3 separate regions of the Mus musculus genome follow, and all the other regions are linked to region 1. A link is a loop called in an ENCODE intact Hi-C map of the cell type or tissue named here. Cell type or tissue: heart. All regions are shown on one strand. Each heading gives the region's core, and the rest is flanking DNA. Links, peaks and the distances in the headings are about the cores only.

The links. Hi-C counts contacts between places; a loop is a spot of excess contacts. Peaks named below come from ENCODE experiments on the same cell type or tissue, not always from the same donor. Only the 100,000 strongest peaks of a DNase experiment are listed, where the experiment ranks them.
Region 2: it touches region 1 in a loop (9-fold over the local background); 17 of 42 quality-filtered maps call a loop at or near these places.
Region 3: a loop joins it to region 1, with 11 times the contacts of the local background. A loop is called at or near these places in 4 of 42 quality-filtered maps.

The regions. Positions count from the first base shown.
Region 1 is chr3:83,284,999-83,290,331 of GRCm38, forward strand. It overlaps Dchs2 (dachsous cadherin related 2), which reads left to right. Exons shown (of 20, transcript NM_001357165.2): 10 at 206-445. Among named protein-coding and RNA genes, the nearest start is that of Gm10710, 160 kb to the left of the region's middle. In heart, for the core only: a CTCF peak has its summit at 2,037; no DNase peak of the experiment used is centred there; H3K4me3 peaks cover 420 bases; H3K27ac peaks cover 220 bases; H3K27me3 peaks cover 351 bases.
Region 2 is chr3:83,761,659-83,766,991 of GRCm38, forward strand. It overlaps Sfrp2 (secreted frizzled-related protein 2), which reads left to right and starts at 4,663. Exons shown (of 3, transcript NM_009144.2): 1 at 4,663-5,333. The coding sequence starts at 4,884. In heart, for the core only: a CTCF peak has its summit at 2,779 (motif pointing left); DNase peaks (open chromatin) are centred at 2,783 and 4,533; H3K4me3 peaks cover 2,488 bases; H3K27ac peaks cover 2,346 bases; H3K27me3 peaks cover 3,571 bases.
Region 3 is chr3:83,598,584-83,603,916 of GRCm38, forward strand. Gm40076 (a long non-coding RNA gene) reads right to left here and starts at 2,504. Exons shown (of 3, transcript XR_867381.1): 1 at 1,986-2,504. In heart, for the core only: a CTCF peak has its summit at 3,092; no DNase peak of the experiment used is centred there.

The DNA of each region.
Region 1 (5,333 bases), core at 124-5,123:
TCTGACTAAGAACATTAACTTTCTGTTGTAGATAATATATGAATATGAAGTTGGCTCAATAAATGTCTTTCTCTTTTTTTATGATTCACTCACTTTCAAAGAGAACTGAGTTTTCAATTGAGTAAAGCGATGTAAGCTGTGGTAGAGTAAGCAAGCAGTCTTAAGATGACATCCATAGCTCACTGTGTCTTCTCTTTCAAAGCAGGCTTGCTGAGGATAGCCTGCCCTTTGGATTATGAAGTGAAAACTCAGCATATCCTGACCCTCGTGGCCCATGATGGTGGCATGCCAGCACGCTCTTCATCCCAGACTCTGACAATCACTGTCCTTGATGTAAATGATGAGACACCAGCATTTAAGCAACTTCTGTATGAAACTTCAGTTAAAGAAAACCAAAGTCCAGGGGTGTTTGTTACAAGGGTTGAAGCTGAAGACACGGATTCAGGTAATCTGAAAAATAGGTAGTAGATGCTATTAAAAAAAAAGCATGTAAGAGTTATATAGTTAATATAAAATAGTACTCATGGGAGAGAGTAGCCTATGAGAGACATAGATAACACAGTAGGAAAATGGCTGCCAGGGAGCCGAGTAACCTGGGTTGGCTTTCTGGAACCCATGATAGAAGATAAATGATTCTGGAGTGTTCTTTTTAGACTTCCACACATGTGCTATACCGCATGTGTACTGTGCATGTACTTACCCATAAACACTAACAGTAAACAAATTAAGAAAAATAATAGCTATGGGGAAACAGAGTTACCACTTACCTCAAATATCAAGTATTTTCAAAGCATACATGAAACGAAAAGCTGTAGCTGGTGCTTGTTTTTGTCTAGCATCTGTTTGTGTTGATCCTTATTATTATCTGGAGTGGCACCTGCCTAATAAACACATAACTTATTGATTTTCACGAGGATGCAGCAAGCAGAGGTACCCACGTGGCCACATTTATCTCAGCACACTGGATGCACTGAGCGTGAGAAGTGTAGTGCTTCTTCATCTCCTCAGTGCTTCTTCATCTCCTCAGTGCTTCTTCATCTCTTCAGTGCTTCTTCATCTCCTCAGTGCTTCTTCACCTCCCCAGTGCTTCTTCATCTCCCCAGTGCTTCTTCATCTCCCCAGTGCTTCTTCATCTCCCCAGTGCTTCTTCATCTCCCCAGTGCTTCTTCATCTCCTCAGTGCTTCTTCATCTCCTCAGTGCTTCTTCATCTCCCCAGTGCTTCTTCATCTCCTCAGTGCTTCTTCATCTCCTCAGTGCAGGACAGGCTCGCTCCAAGGGCTCATGAGCTCACGTCACACAGCCCAAGTTTGAATCTCAGAATTATCTCTCCCTAAAGCTGTGCAACTTGGAAGAAGTTACTAACCAACCTCTCTGTTCTTCTTGTCTGTAAAATGGAGACAATTGTGGTGCTTAATATGTCGTCCTGTTAGAAGTATGAAGGCATGACTGTGTGGAAAGAAAGACTGTATGAATATCTGGCACAGTCAATAGCAATGTCAACTACCATTTTTAGTTTTACAATGAACACAGAATAGAGACACAAAAATCTAAAATGGGCAGTTACGGTGGCAGGGAATTCATGAGTGTCTCCGACTTGCTCTTGAACAGCGCTGAGGCTCTTTGGATGTCTAAGGCACAGTAGATTTAATGACATTCCGTTTTTATTTTAAACTAAATCGTGATAAAATTGACAGCTCGGTGTTTCAGGTTTTGCTATTAACAGCACTTTCTGAGTTTTCCCATCAGAATTATTGCAAACCATCTAATTAACCAGTCTTTAAAACTTACATTTGTAAAATTTGCACTTACGTTTCCACAACCCCGAGAGGGCTCTCAGTGGTGTTTCTCCCATAAATGTTGATCAGAAGAGTAAACGATAGATTTCTTTAGCTTTCAAACTAAGTTCTAAATTGCTCAGCTGCTCTGATCTCTTGGGAAACACCACTGTGCATCGATGAGCCTTTGATGTGAATTTGTCTAACATGTTTAGGGACGCTTTTCAAGGGCTAACGTAATTTTCCCTCTTTGACCAGAGAGGGGCAGTGTGATCAAAGACTTTTCCTCGGACATGGACAGAACAGAGCATGCTCACAGCTGCTCTCGGTCCCTGCTTAGAAGTTAGCGCTTTTCCATCCCTGTTTGCTTTTGGGTGACAGGAACAATGGGGAACACACTCAAGCTGCCCGTTTCACAGTGGTCCTAGTTCAGCAATGTTCTCGTCCATGGTTGCTGCTGTAACCATCAGCAGGAGCCTCCGAAGGATCGCGTAGGCTGAAGACACTGCTGATGAGCAGCTTAGCAGCCTGCAATCTTTTTTTCCCCCTTGGCCACACTTCGTTAATTTTATTGCCTGTACAGGATTCTACTATATACAGGCATTTCTTTTTCTTTTATATTTGAAAAGATGAAAAAAAATTTCTACCCCCCTCTCTGAAAGTATTAACAAGACTGCCATATGCAAATCTGTCTACTTTTTCTTTCTTCCTTCCTTCCTTCCTTCCTTCCTTCCTTCCTTCCTTCCTTCCTTCCTTCCTTCCTTCCTTTCTTTCTTTCTTTCTTTCTCTCTCTCTCGTTCTTTCTTTCTTTCTTTCTTTCTTTCTTTCTTTCTTTCCTTCTTTCTTTCTTTTTCCTTCCTTCCTTCCTTCCTCCCTCCCTCCCTCCCTCCCTCGCCCCCCTCTCTTTTTCTTTTTTCTTTCTTTGCTGTGTAGTTACTTTCTTTTGAGTTGAAACCTTATCATTATAGACATCAAAAATACAACTGAAAATTCAGATGTACAGTTATTACTTTTGCAGCTTTACACTTGTGGATGTTTAAAGTACAACTTAACATCCCCCCCAAACTTCATCTCATCTTACATGTCTTGGAGATGGTTTGGATTACTGAAAGATTTTTGTTTTCTTTTTTTATCAAATTGATAAAAATTTTAAAAATATTTTTGGAGAATTTCATACAAGTACTGTATTTACTGTGTTTTTAATGAAGCCAGATCTGTTAAGCGATTAAGCAGGTGTTTTTGTAAATACATATGAGTGTGTGTGTGTGTGTGTGTGTGTGTGTATTTGAATATATTTCTTCTGGATCTTTTTTCTTTTTGTGTTTTTCCCCTTTCCTTTTCTTTTTCTTCTTTTTGCACTTAGTGGGTTAAAAGAATGGAACAGGATTATGCATGAGAATTAAATGACGTACTTGGGATTTTAACATAACTGGCATCGGGTTGGAATTTATGAATGGTTTACTTTATAGTATGTATTAAAGAAATACTATAGTGTTACTTAATACCAGAGAGCTGAGCATATGTGTTCTGGCATTCTAGAATGCAGATTTTTGAAACGTAACCACTCAGTGCTGTTTGGCATTCGAAGTCCAAAGGGATTTGAATGTTTATATTGTGTGACTCACTCTAAATCTAGCAGGATTTTTTTCTTGTATTAAAAGGAGAAAAAAAAAACAACTACTAGATTTTAACTGAGGTATTAAAATTTTCCCAGTATTTGGTTCCATAACAAGAGCTCCATTGTTAGTGCATAGAGCTGACTGTGGCTGCCTCTGGCTCCCCGGAGGAAGAGGCACCTCGCAGGGCAGATGGCTTTGGGGTTATGGCACTTGCTCAGTAGTGGTGAAATGTGACACCTTAGCAAAACAGTGCATTGGTCAGTAAGATGGGAGTTTCTATTCTGTGCAAATGTCCTCTGTACCCAGTGCCATCCTGAAGAAACTACATATGGTCTCCAGACAGGACTTTCTCTTTGTGCAAGGTACTGCAGTACCCTGACAGGAATTTCTCTGTGTGTGAGGTACAGCTGTGCCCTTCAAACCCAGTCTTGGAGTCAGGGGAAAGCACAGTACTTCCCTGACTCTAATTCGGACACCACTTCTCATGATATGCATCTAACATCAGATATGTAAAATGTAGGAGAAAAGTTTTAGAACAAAAGGCAGACATTAAGTAGGAATTCCTCGCCTCTCCGACTCTGGAGTACTCCGTGTTCTCCTCATAAGAGCCATTGTGTACACTTTTCAAGAGAAGTCGTACACACGCCCATTAAATCAAGAGGCTAAATTATCTTTATTATCATTGTTATCACTATCTGGGCATGAAACCAGGGGTTGGCACATCTTAGGCAAGTGGTCTATCATGAGCTTCATCCCCATCCCTAGATACTAAAATATTCAAATATATGGCAGTTTTAAATATCTTCTCTCAATAGCAGACAATAGGGCTGACTATTAAGTTTTTATTGTCAACTTCTTGATCATGGTATCGCTCCTGCTGGGCAAGCATAATGTCACTTTCTTTATGAAGATGTATTTCCTCTGGCCATCTACTGCTGCAGATATCCACCGATTGCTCACAGGAACTCTGCTGTAGTTGCTCATCAGTCTGCTTTCTGAATCTTTACCAACAGCCCTTGCTGGTTTTAGGTTCAGTCCAGCCCAGCGGTGCATTAGAAAGCTATAGGATCCTGGCGCCACCCAGTCTTATTTGTTCTCTTCCTGATTCCAGAAACTTTCAATTTAGGCCATTGGGAATGTAAGATCTTGAACTTCTCAATCTGAGGCCGTTGCTAGAGGAAACAACGTAACATGCTTTGTATAGGGTTAGTCTACTTCTGCTAACATCTTACTAATGTCCTGTTGACCTTTTGTTGGTGTTTGGTTGACCCACACTATGTCGATTTTTCTCTATATGGATTCCAACTATAAATGCACTTAGAGAAAGGGGGAAATGTGTAAGGACCAGTCATTATCTCACACTGAGATTGTCTTTGTTAAAACTTTGGTCTAAACTCGGACTTTGTTGTATTTGTTGACTATCTCCCTTCTACACTATAGACCCGGATTTAGTATATTTTGCTTTCTTTTAGCCCAGATTCTTGTGGTAGCCAGACATACAATGTAAGCACTCAATGGAGAAAGCAAGGCTCACGAGTCATAAATGGCTTCAGGTTGTTTGAAATATATGAATTTACTTATTTATTTACCTCCTCCCCAACAATAAGTGAAGCACGTCCTCTTTTGGCTTTAGAAATGTCTGAGGGTGTGGGCATTGGAAAATAGAATAATATGTATTATTCCTAGTAGACAGAAAGTGTTAATAAGTCTTCACAATCCAATGTTATATTCTGCTGCGAGTCATAGGTCTTTCTCTTGTAGTTTAAATTGGTTTTATATATATTTCCAAGGTGTGTGTCAATATGGATTCTTATCTCCCTATAACCTACATTTCCATCTTGGTGCCCACCACACTGCAGGCTCTGGCTGTGGGTGTCAGTGGACTTTTTCATTCCTTTGTCTCTGTTGTGTATCTGCCGTTCAATGCAGGTCAAGTCT
Region 2 (5,333 bases), core at 144-5,143, 480 kb after region 1:
GACAGTGGGCACAGAAGGTACTAGAAGTGCAGTTACAGGGGACTGTGAACCGCGCACTGTGGATGCTGGCAACCGCCCCAGCTCCTCAACAAGAGCAGCAAGTGCTCTTAACCACTGAGCGGTCTCTACTTCATTTCCCATTTATTACAGAGCTTCCAAAGTATCCATTCATTGACTTCTTGGCCTTTGTCAACGAGCAAGTTCGATGTACTTGGGACAGAGAGGGGGCAGGCCTCCACAGGTGGACGGAATCTGCCAAACACATGGCTTACTGAGATCCTGGCAATTATCGTTCTTCCCAGACAGGCTCCTTCTGGTGGGGAGGTAGCCATCAAGTCAGACACAGGATAACTCAGCTGGCTTTGTCTCTAAGGGATCATCGCCTCACACACCCCTGACTGCTGCCCAAGTTCCCCATGGCAAAAACTAGATGCTGGGTCTAATCCCCACCCTAGTAGACCTCCACCAGGCAGCAAACTTTCCTGGCCTGGTCCCTTGGGTTCCTGGTCTGGTCCCTTGGCTGGTTTTTCCAGGTTGGATGGCTCTGAGGCCCTTAACATCTTAAAGAGCAACAGCTCCGTTCAGTTGTTAGCATAGTATTCGCCCTCACTCTAGCCAATTCTTAAAGTGGAAATACAAAGCACCTGGTCTCTGTGCTCAGAGTTCCTCGCACCTCCAGGCGTGGGCACCGGTCCTCCCTGCGCCTGCGCAGGAAGGTAGCTTCCCCTGGCATGGGGACCCACTAGTGACAGGACGAAGAGGAGCCTAAGAAATGAAGTCGTTGCTCCTCCGAGGGCCAAAGGCCATCCTCTTGAGCAACCGGTAAGAATGTAAAAGATCTCAGTTTCCACTGGTGAGGGAGAGCAGCTCTCCTTGTACTAGAGACAACCTCTCGTTTGGGAAATGGCGCCCCCAGATGGCTGCAGCGAATACTGGAGAAAGTAGTGGCCCTGGTACCGGGCAGCCTTACCAGGCCTGGAAGATTCGGTACACTGGAGAAGACAACCCTCACCCCTGGAAAGTCTGTGGATAAAAGTCAAGTAATAACACTTCTGGAGGCAACCAAAAGAACAGGACCCAAAGGCAGGCAGCTAGATCTCTGTGTGACATGGTTCAGTTACTTAAATCCTTTGTGCCTCAATTTCCTTATGATTATGGAAAAAAAAAAGTGTAACAATCAAGGGACCAGCGAAACAGTTCAGCAGGTAAGTTTGCTTGCCACCAGACCTGACCATATGAGTTTTATCTTGGGGGTCCATGGGTGCAAGGAGAGAACCAAACCCCTAAAGTTGTCCTCTGATCTCCACAGGAATGTTGTGGCCCTACAACCCCCATAAATAAATGTGGAGTGGGGAGGCAGGGGGTGGTTAAGGATAATGATCACGGCCACTTGCTGGGTGGCAGTGAGGATTTCTAAAGACAAGATGACATTGGTCGGGTGGTTGCTGGGTCCTCTTCCTAGGGGTTAGGGGATGCCCTACTATGTGCTGCTCTAGACTACAAATCTTGACTTCAAAACAGCCTTAGAGCAGAAACTCCCCTTCCTTTGACCCAGGCCCTGCGTGTTAACCAGGAAAGTGGACACCTAGCACCCACATTTTCCCCTCTAAAGGAAGTACAGGCCAGTGATGTGAACACTTCCGGGGAGAGCGTGAAAAATGAATCTCCATTTCAAGTTTGCCCCCTGGGCAGCCAAAGCTGCATCATCGGAGAAATTAAGAAACTACACATGCGTGTTGTGCTTCTAGGCTTTCTTGCTTTGAGACCTTTGCTGGGCTTCTGTGTGCTTTCAGGACACCATTCCAGAGTGCAGGAGGAAGCTTGCTCTCCTGGCACCCAGGCTGCCCTGCGACCTCCTTGGATGCTGGGCAGAACTGGGATTAGCAAGCTCCAGACGTTGGAGATCCCCCTAAGCATCTTAGCTTGAGAGCAAAGGGCTCGCCTCTCCAGAAATCTAGCAGCCAGCAAAGGGTTAACCAAGCAGCAGAGAGACTAGGGCAGCTTTCTGTGTCCCTCAAGATTCATCAATGCCCCTTAAAGACAGAAAGCACCAGATGGAAAGGCAAGACCACCAAAAGACAGATGTGGAGGCTCTTTGGGCCTGCAGCATTTGAGTAGGACGTTGTTGGCTGGGTGCTGGGATGGGGGTGGGACTGAGGGAAGGGTCCGGTACTATGAGAAGCATCCTCTAAGCAGAATAGGAGGGCCTGGCACTGTGAATCGCACTGTTTACTAACTAGGAACTTCCCTTCACAGGGAATTGAGAGGAGGCTCGACATGGACTCTCAGAGGCAAAGGCTTGCGACTTTTGATAGGAAACCTGTGTACCTGGGAACCTACAGGAAGCGCAGAAGAGCCTAGGCGAACCCAAGCACTCCAAGTGCTTGCTTTGCCCGGGAGTTCTCTCCTCTGGGCTACATAAACCCACACGGGAACCCGGTGGGGATAACCACAGAGTGTCCTTGAGCTGTGCTTCACACACAGACAGTGAGTGGTCTACCCTCTGAGGAAGGCTACTGCCCTGCTCCCCAGCAGCGGGCTTGCCGCGCGGACACGCCTGTCACACAAGCATGCAATTGGCTGATGATGGACGAAAGGAGGGTGCACGACTCTAGATGGAGAGGAAGATGGAGCTTGAGCTTGAGTCCAGGCCGAGTGGTACTGATGTTGGAACGGTCTGCGACAACAAGCTATGTTTCTGACGACCCGGGCAAGCAAGCGGGCAGAAGCGAGAGCTTGAGCCCGGTGTTACTGGAGACTCCCGTAAGACTTCGGGCGACCCCTCCTGGCGAGCGAGACAGACGCAGGCTCCCCAAACAATGCCTAGGCCCGCGGTAGTGCGCCAGGCGCATGGGCAGCCCGCTGCACTCCGAAACACAAAAGCGAGTGACTCAAACTAGACGAATTGGTGGTGGGCTTCTTGATCTTCCACTCAGGGGATCGGCAGGCGGGAGGTGACCCCATGGATGTACTTTGGGGCCACGAGTAGTGAATACCTGAGAATACTAGAATTCCATTTCAGCGTTCAGCCTGTGTAGCTGTTTGGTTTAACTTTTTTGTATTTGTGTGGTTTATTTTCAAACTAGTTTTTACCTGGGGAGAAAGTCTAAGCCTCTGGCTGCTTCAGCTAGACACGGGAAGGTCTAGAGCCAATTGGATGGAAACGGCTCCACTCAGGCAGGCCTTCAGCAGAGCAGGAAAGATGGAGCTGGACTTTTAAAGACTCCCATTGCGGGCTCCCTCTGGGTGTTTACCTGCTTCGACTATGGCCAGAAGTGGGTAGGAAATAGCATTTTATCGTCCTCTCGTCACTCCTTAAACTCTCATAAACTGCGGGACCACAAAATGTGCTGACCCCCTAAATCCTGAGCTCACCATCCAGATGGATGGAAAATGTAAATCAGGCAGCAAACATCCAACCCAGCTGTTAAATCCAGGAAGCAGCAACAATGTGTCCACCTTACACTTGAAAGAGGATTGTTGGGGGGGGGGGGGGCAAAGAGGGGAAGTCACTACCCAGGACTTGCAAGGTCCCACTTAAAGAGAGGCTGACTCTTAAGACAAGGGAAGGTTTGGGGAAGAGACACCCCCCCCCTTAACCCACCCCCTGCGCACGTCCAAACTGTCTCTCTGTACTCCTTTCCCCGCCTGGCACCTTACAATCCACTTACCCTAACATTAGGTTCCCTGTTCTACAGAGCAGAGGATGGCCCGATGGGTGACCAGGATGGCGTGACCAGGATGGGTGACCAGGATGGCGTCCCTGGTTGTTAGGGGATGAATGGGCCAACTATGCTGAGGACATGACTAACTCTTGTGACCACAGAGGTCTCTGCCCGTTCCTGCCCACCTTCTGACCTTGGTACTCATAAGCCCCATTTATTGCTTTGGTGGCCTATACTGAGGTAATCCTGAACCCCTATGTATTAGAGCCCGTGCAGCCTTCAAGCATAGACATCTCTTCAGAGGTCAAATTTTCTCCTCCAAAGAGGAGAAATGGCGGGCAAATTCGTGATGCCTCTGACAAGTCCTCCACAGTGACAAAATCCTATAGACACCCCAGCAAAATAGCAACTCCGTGCATGGCTGCAATTCCATTTTATAAGTCAGAATGTGTCGTGAGGCTGTGGAATCACATTGCTCAAGCCAGTCTGCTCAACTTGGGCTGGAGAACCGGGAGGAAAAAGCCCAGGCCACAAAGAGTCTAGTACTGCTGGTTTATGGTTACTCGGGGACAGGGACGCAGTGCTGAGACTTAAAGGCTGCTGCACATCGATACGGGCGCAGGCCACGCGGGGCGTGAAACGCGTTCCAGCCCTGATCCGACTGCAAGGCAGCTAGCCCGGCTCCACGCGTGTCCTCGACTTTCGTTGCCTCCTCCTCGCTCTCCCCTCGCTCTCCCTGGGACAGGGTGGCCCGCGCTTGTCTGCTTGCAAGGCAATCACCAGAGCGCGCGCGCAGGGGCTGCTGCCTCGGGGTGGGGGCGCAGCCCGAATTTCCTGCCAGCGAGCGCGTGAGGGGCATTCTCAACGCAGCCAGCCCCAGAAAGTAGTGACCGGCCTCCTCGGATTACTCCGGTTTGGCTCCTCCCTTGCTCCCCCTCCTCCACCTCCAGATTTGCATAAAAAAGGCCAAGAAAACTCTGGCTGGGCCCCAGCCTCTGCTCACTCTGCTCCCCCGGGTCGGAGCCCCCCGGAGCTGCGCGCGGGCTTGCAGTGCCTTGCCCGCGCCGACCTCCCGGCGCCCGGCTTCGCGCGTTCGCGCCGCCCGCTGTCCAGAGCCCCCACGAGCAGAGCGAGGGAGTCCCGGACGAGCTCGAGCTCCGGCCGCCTCTCGCTTCCCCCGCTCGGCTCCCTCCGCCCCCCGGGGGTCGCTAGTCCACGATGCCGCGGGGCCCTGCCTCGCTGCTGCTGCTAGTCCTCGCCTCGCACTGCTGCCTGGGCTCGGCGCGTGGGCTCTTCCTCTTCGGCCAGCCCGACTTCTCCTACAAGCGCAGCAACTGCAAGCCCATCCCCGCCAACCTGCAGCTGTGCCACGGCATCGAGTACCAGAACATGCGGCTGCCCAACCTGCTGGGCCACGAGACCATGAAGGAGGTGCTGGAGCAGGCGGGCGCCTGGATTCCGCTGGTCATGAAGCAGTGCCACCCGGACACCAAGAAGTTCCTGTGCTCGCTCTTCGCCCCTGTCTGTCTCGACGACCTAGATGAGACCATCCAGCCGTGTCACTCGCTCTGCGTGCAGGTGAAGGACCGCTGCGCCCCGGTCATGTCCGCCTTCGGCTTCCCCTGGCCAGACATGCTGGAGTGCGACCGTTTCCCGCAGGACAACGAC
Region 3 (5,333 bases), core at 144-5,143, 310 kb after region 1:
AAGATGAAAGGTCAGACTTGAGATCTCTACTCATCACATGCCTCCGCTAATGTTTAGTAAACTCCCAAAGCTGGAATTTCACCAAAGGCAGTACCCATTCTGTTCCTCCAACTCCAAACAAAGTATCTTTTTTTTTTCCTTTTACAAGTGTGGAGAGGAATTCTATCGTAATCCAGCCTTCATTAAGTGGGATTGTATGTGCCTTGGAACAAATTGAGTCTTCTGAATCATGAACATTGGAAATGGAAAGGAATTAGCCATTGCATAGTCCAAGTTTGCCACTTAATAGATGAGGGAAAAGATGTCAGAGAACATACAGGATCTGCCCAAGACCACACAGAGCTGAGGACAAGACTCCAGCTCCTAAGCACAGAGTTCTTTCCATCCACTAGATCCTAGCACCTGCCAAGACCATTGCTGATACTCTCAGGTGGCCACACAATGGTCCTAGGAGCTGACTGAGGAGCTGACGGAGCACGGATGTCCGCTTGCCTCACATGCACCCACAACATGAACCAGTTGTCCAGAACTAGAGACACCCAATTCAGAACCAATTCAGAACCTATACGATGTGCTTAGGATGTATACCAGCATTTGGCTCTACCCTAGGTTCCAACCGAGAGATTCTGAAAGGGAACTTGGGAGGAATAAAGCAAGAAGAGAAAAGGAGGAGAGGTGAGCAAAGCATGCACTGAGATGTGGACAAAGACAGGGCAGAGGCACTTATGAATCAAGCCTAACCCTTTTAGAAGTCATTTTCAATACCAACAGCTGTCAGAGTATTTCCACCATCTCCATGGATGTGTGCTTAAGTTCAAAACAGGATGAAGTTTTTAGAACACAATTATTTTCTTAACCGACACTTTCCTTTGAACCTCAACTCCTGATTACTAGCAAATCAGCTAGTAAGACAACCCCATCCTGTGCTGTAATCAACTGCCGGCTCACTCTGGGAATAGTTTTTAAAATGCACTTGGCATCCTGATCAACTCTGGAGTAACAGTGAGCCATACGTTATTACCTTTGAGAGCCCATTTAAATGTGGAAACATAATCTATACTGGATGCCAACTGTATATAACAGCATTTTCCTGCCTGTAGCTATTTGCCAATAATCAATTGTATATATTTTTATATGCACAGTAGTTTGTTTTGTTTTGTTTTGTTTTTTAATGCTTTGCCTTCTATTCTGATGAAAAGCTTGACAATTCCCAGGTAGCCAGCCTTGAGAAAGCCTTCATCATAGCAATGGCAAATGAGACGCCATGTCAGTTACATTGTGATATTTCTAGATCTAGAGCCCGGCTTCTTGTACATTTTGAATGAAATGTGTGTATTTTTTCAGATTTCTGGCTGCTGCCATGACAGAAACCCAAAGCAAAGGAAATTAAAGATAGATAACTGAAGTCCTATAGGTACATCTGGCCACAAGGACCCCAAAGAAAGAAGTGTTTTCAATAAATATTTCTTTTATCATTTTGATTTCTTGGCTCTGACTTATATTGTATTAATAATTAATTAAAAGTTTTAATTAATCAATTTTTAAAGACCCTGGGTAAAGCAAAACGACATATGTCCATGTCATTTTGCAGACTTATTGAGGGGGAAGGGGGTATAAGAGAACCCAAAACACGAATGCGTGAGAGGGGAGAGGAATAAAGGACATGGAAACTGACTTTCAGGCCAGTCTCCCACAGTGGCAGTGAGGAAGCACTGCAGGCTTCCCCCAGGAGATTCTGCTCAGGAGGACGTCCACTAGGTATGGCCACAGAGTGGAAAACATCTATACAGACAATAGTAACTAGACACAAGTAACAGGGTCTGTGGCTGGACATCACACCCTCATCTTCCACAGGAACCCAGACCTCAGCTGTCAGCTGAGCACACACCAGCCCATCCTGCAGCTACAAGTAGCGCCGTGCCCCCGTCTTAGCTAGCAAGGAGAGCATGAGAGTACTTTAATGTGTTGGGGAAAGCTTTGCTTACCTTTTTTCCTTTATCGTTTCTTTATCCTTGCTAACAAGAACAGGGACATGCTGACTCTTCTTCTGGTTGGAGCTAGGGCAGATGTGAGAGAACCTGAGGAACTTGAAATAAGAAAGCTTCAAGACTTGCCCAAGTCATCGAAGACTCAGGAGCAAAAGATGATCTTTGCTATACTGCGTCATCCTTCTCCTAGAAAGAAACCGCTACCTTGCTTGAGTTGTTTAATATTCAGGACCCCCGGTACTTACAATTGAAACAAGTCTTAACTGAATCTAAAACAGAAGTGAGATCTCAGCATGCGAGGATCCACGAGTGGAACTTAGCAGACATCGAGGCTTGAGCCTTCCGAGACCTAGGTCCTGTGACATGTGCAAGTCACATTATTCCCTTGGCCCCATGCACCCTCTCTTCAGATGCTTTAGTTAGCTGAAGGGGAAGAGAGTCAGGCACACATGGAGCACTCCTGCACACAAAGTCCAACATCTGGTGCCAGAAACTTCTGGATTTGGGAGAATTTTAGACTTTAATTAAACAAACAAAAAAAATTTTTGAGATAGCAAATTTAACCAGTAAACCCTGTTCAAACATCCCAGTATTCCGCCCCCCCCCCAAAAAAAAATCCTGAATAACTTCTGATCTCAAGAATTTTGGAAAAGGGACCTCCATATTGTGCAGAAAATCTCTTTCCTAAGGTCATTACTGCTGGGAAGTGATAGAACATAGGATCTGAGCCTATGTAGACATACCTCCCAAGTCTTTCATGTCTACCACACAGGGCCTCAGTGTATATGAACAAAACATGAAAATATCACAGCAAAGTCCCATCTTACCCATGGCTGAGACACGAATGCTGGCCAAGTAGCAACCTTACCAATCCACTGAAAACCTAGTTTACCATTTTAAATCAATGAACTCTCAACTTAAAGAAGTTTCCTTAAGAAGCCTGCAGGATGCTGGTCCTCTACAGAGGACTGGCTCGTTGTAAGACAGTTTGCATTTACCCTGGAAGAAAAGCAAGCACTGTGACCTCTGAAACCAACCCAAGTGGTGATTGAAGCTCAGAGCTGAAAGCCCCTGGACCTAGACACAGAGCACACGGCGCCACCACCAGGCTGAGAGCTTTTGCATGCCAGACTTGCTTCTTATAAGACTCAGCTCTGGTCCCAAAGTCCATGAGCCCTTCACAAAACTCCAAATTCAATGCCAGAACTTGGTCAACCACTATTATTGAGCTGACAGATTCCTGGCTCTTCTGCATTCTTTCGATCTTTTTTTTTTTCTCTCAAGTGCATAAGTAGGTCTAGTTCAGTTTATTGCAAGAACAAATGCTCTTCTGCAAAACTAATTCTTTTGAATGGCTGAAATGAAAAGTAATATGCCACTCCACCCTTCAGAGGCCACTCGGACTTAAACACATGAAAACGCTAGTGTTTCTCAACCCAAGGCTTAAGTTGGGATGAGGAATATAAAGAACCTTTTCTAACCATTGTGACAGGGGAAGAATGCATAGGTCTCTCAAGAGGAGACTGTGAGAGTCCATGCTGAACTGATTTACGAATCTTCCACCAGGAATAAACCTCCACAAACACTACCCTTACCGAGTGACTATTTGGTATTTTACGTATTCTGTGCATATTTGGACATATTTTTAAATTGAGATTTTTTAAATTATATTTTAGGAGAAAATACATTCCTTTCCATCGTTAACTTCTGGGCAGCTGCATTAAAAAGTGCCCCTTCTTCACAGAAGAGTACCCACAACTGTGGGACAGTACATGGACCTTGGCCACGAGCAAGGCTAGGGACAGAGGATCCTGTCAGCCAGTGAGTGACTAGTACTCAATCTAGCATTGGCTTCGAGTGTTTGCAACAATTTGGAGAAACTTCCTTAAGGCGTCAGCTCATTGGCACTTTTAGAAGGCACTGTAAGCAGACCCTGTACAGCACACGAACACATGCTGCATGTGTGTTCAGTGGGAAAGAGGGCAGGCATGTGGTGGTGACCAATGACCTGGAGAGAAGAAACAAGGCCTAGTGTTTGGAATGTATTTTGTGAGATCTGACACCATTGGTATACTGTGGCTTTCTAGCGTCTTTGTGTTGACTTTATTTTCTAGGATGTTAGTCCATTTAGGACACAGACACAGATACACACACACACACACACACTCAAAGAAGGAGGAGGACGAGGGGGGTGAGCAGGAGGGAGAGAGAGAGAGAGAGAGAGAGAGAGAGAGAGAGGGAGAGAGAGAGAGAGAGAGAGAGCATCTATCCACAAGTGAAGGTCACTCTCTTGGGGGTCTGAAGCAGCCTGCTGTTTATCTGCATTTATTTCCTATGGTTGTGAAATCCAGCCACAGACTAAGGGCTTGAAACCAACAGATATGTCTCCTCTGGCAAAGCTGGAGGCCAGACACTGAAATCAAAGCATCAGCATGCCCGACTCCTTCTGGAGACTCTCAAGGGGATTCGCTTCAAGACACTGCCCTCAGTCTTGGGTTTCTTGGCTCGTGAATGCAGTCCTCCAGTCTATTCCTTCTACACATGGCCTTCCCCGCTGAGGCGCTGTGTTGTCTTCTTTTCCATTCTCAGAAAGACAGCACTCCATAGATTCAGGGCCATCCTGATCTAAGATGATTTAGAATGTTGAGTGCCCTGCTCTATCTCTCTTTTCTACCCATGAGACAGGGTCTCTCACTAAACTTGGAGCCTTGCTGGTAGGCAGCAAGTCCCAGCAATCCTCCTGTCTCCCTCCAGCCTCAACGGCACCTGAGATTAAAAGCATGCACAGGGCCACACCTAACTTCTCGAGTTCTGAAGATTTGAACTCAGATTCTTAGGCTTGCAGAACAACCTCGCTTACATCATCTTTCCAGGCCCTCAAGGCCTTTCTTCCCTAATAAGTTTGTGTTGACAATTCAAGGTGCACAGGGTTTCAAGGACCAGTTTCAACTCACTGTTGTCAGAGCCACCTGAAGTTCATCATCTTGACCTCAGTTCCAAACTCTCTCATTTTTGCCCTTTTTTCTTATCTTCTCTATCTTCCTCTTCTGTAGCAGACACCTCACTGTGACCTTGCATCAGGACCACATCTAAGCCATTACAACATTGGGTAAACCAGGGCAGGGTGTACATCAATGAAAACTAACACGGCTGGAATCTTGTTCACTTCTCTGCATCCCATTTAAGTAGATACAACATAAAAGCATGCTGGACATTCTTCGACATAAAGTTCTCCCAAAGTCATAAAACAATAAAAAAAAAACTCCCCTAAATTACAAAGAAAGCACAAATGCAGTGTGAATTCACTCCAAAGGGCTTTTATTGTGCATCTTTTCTGTGGCACAT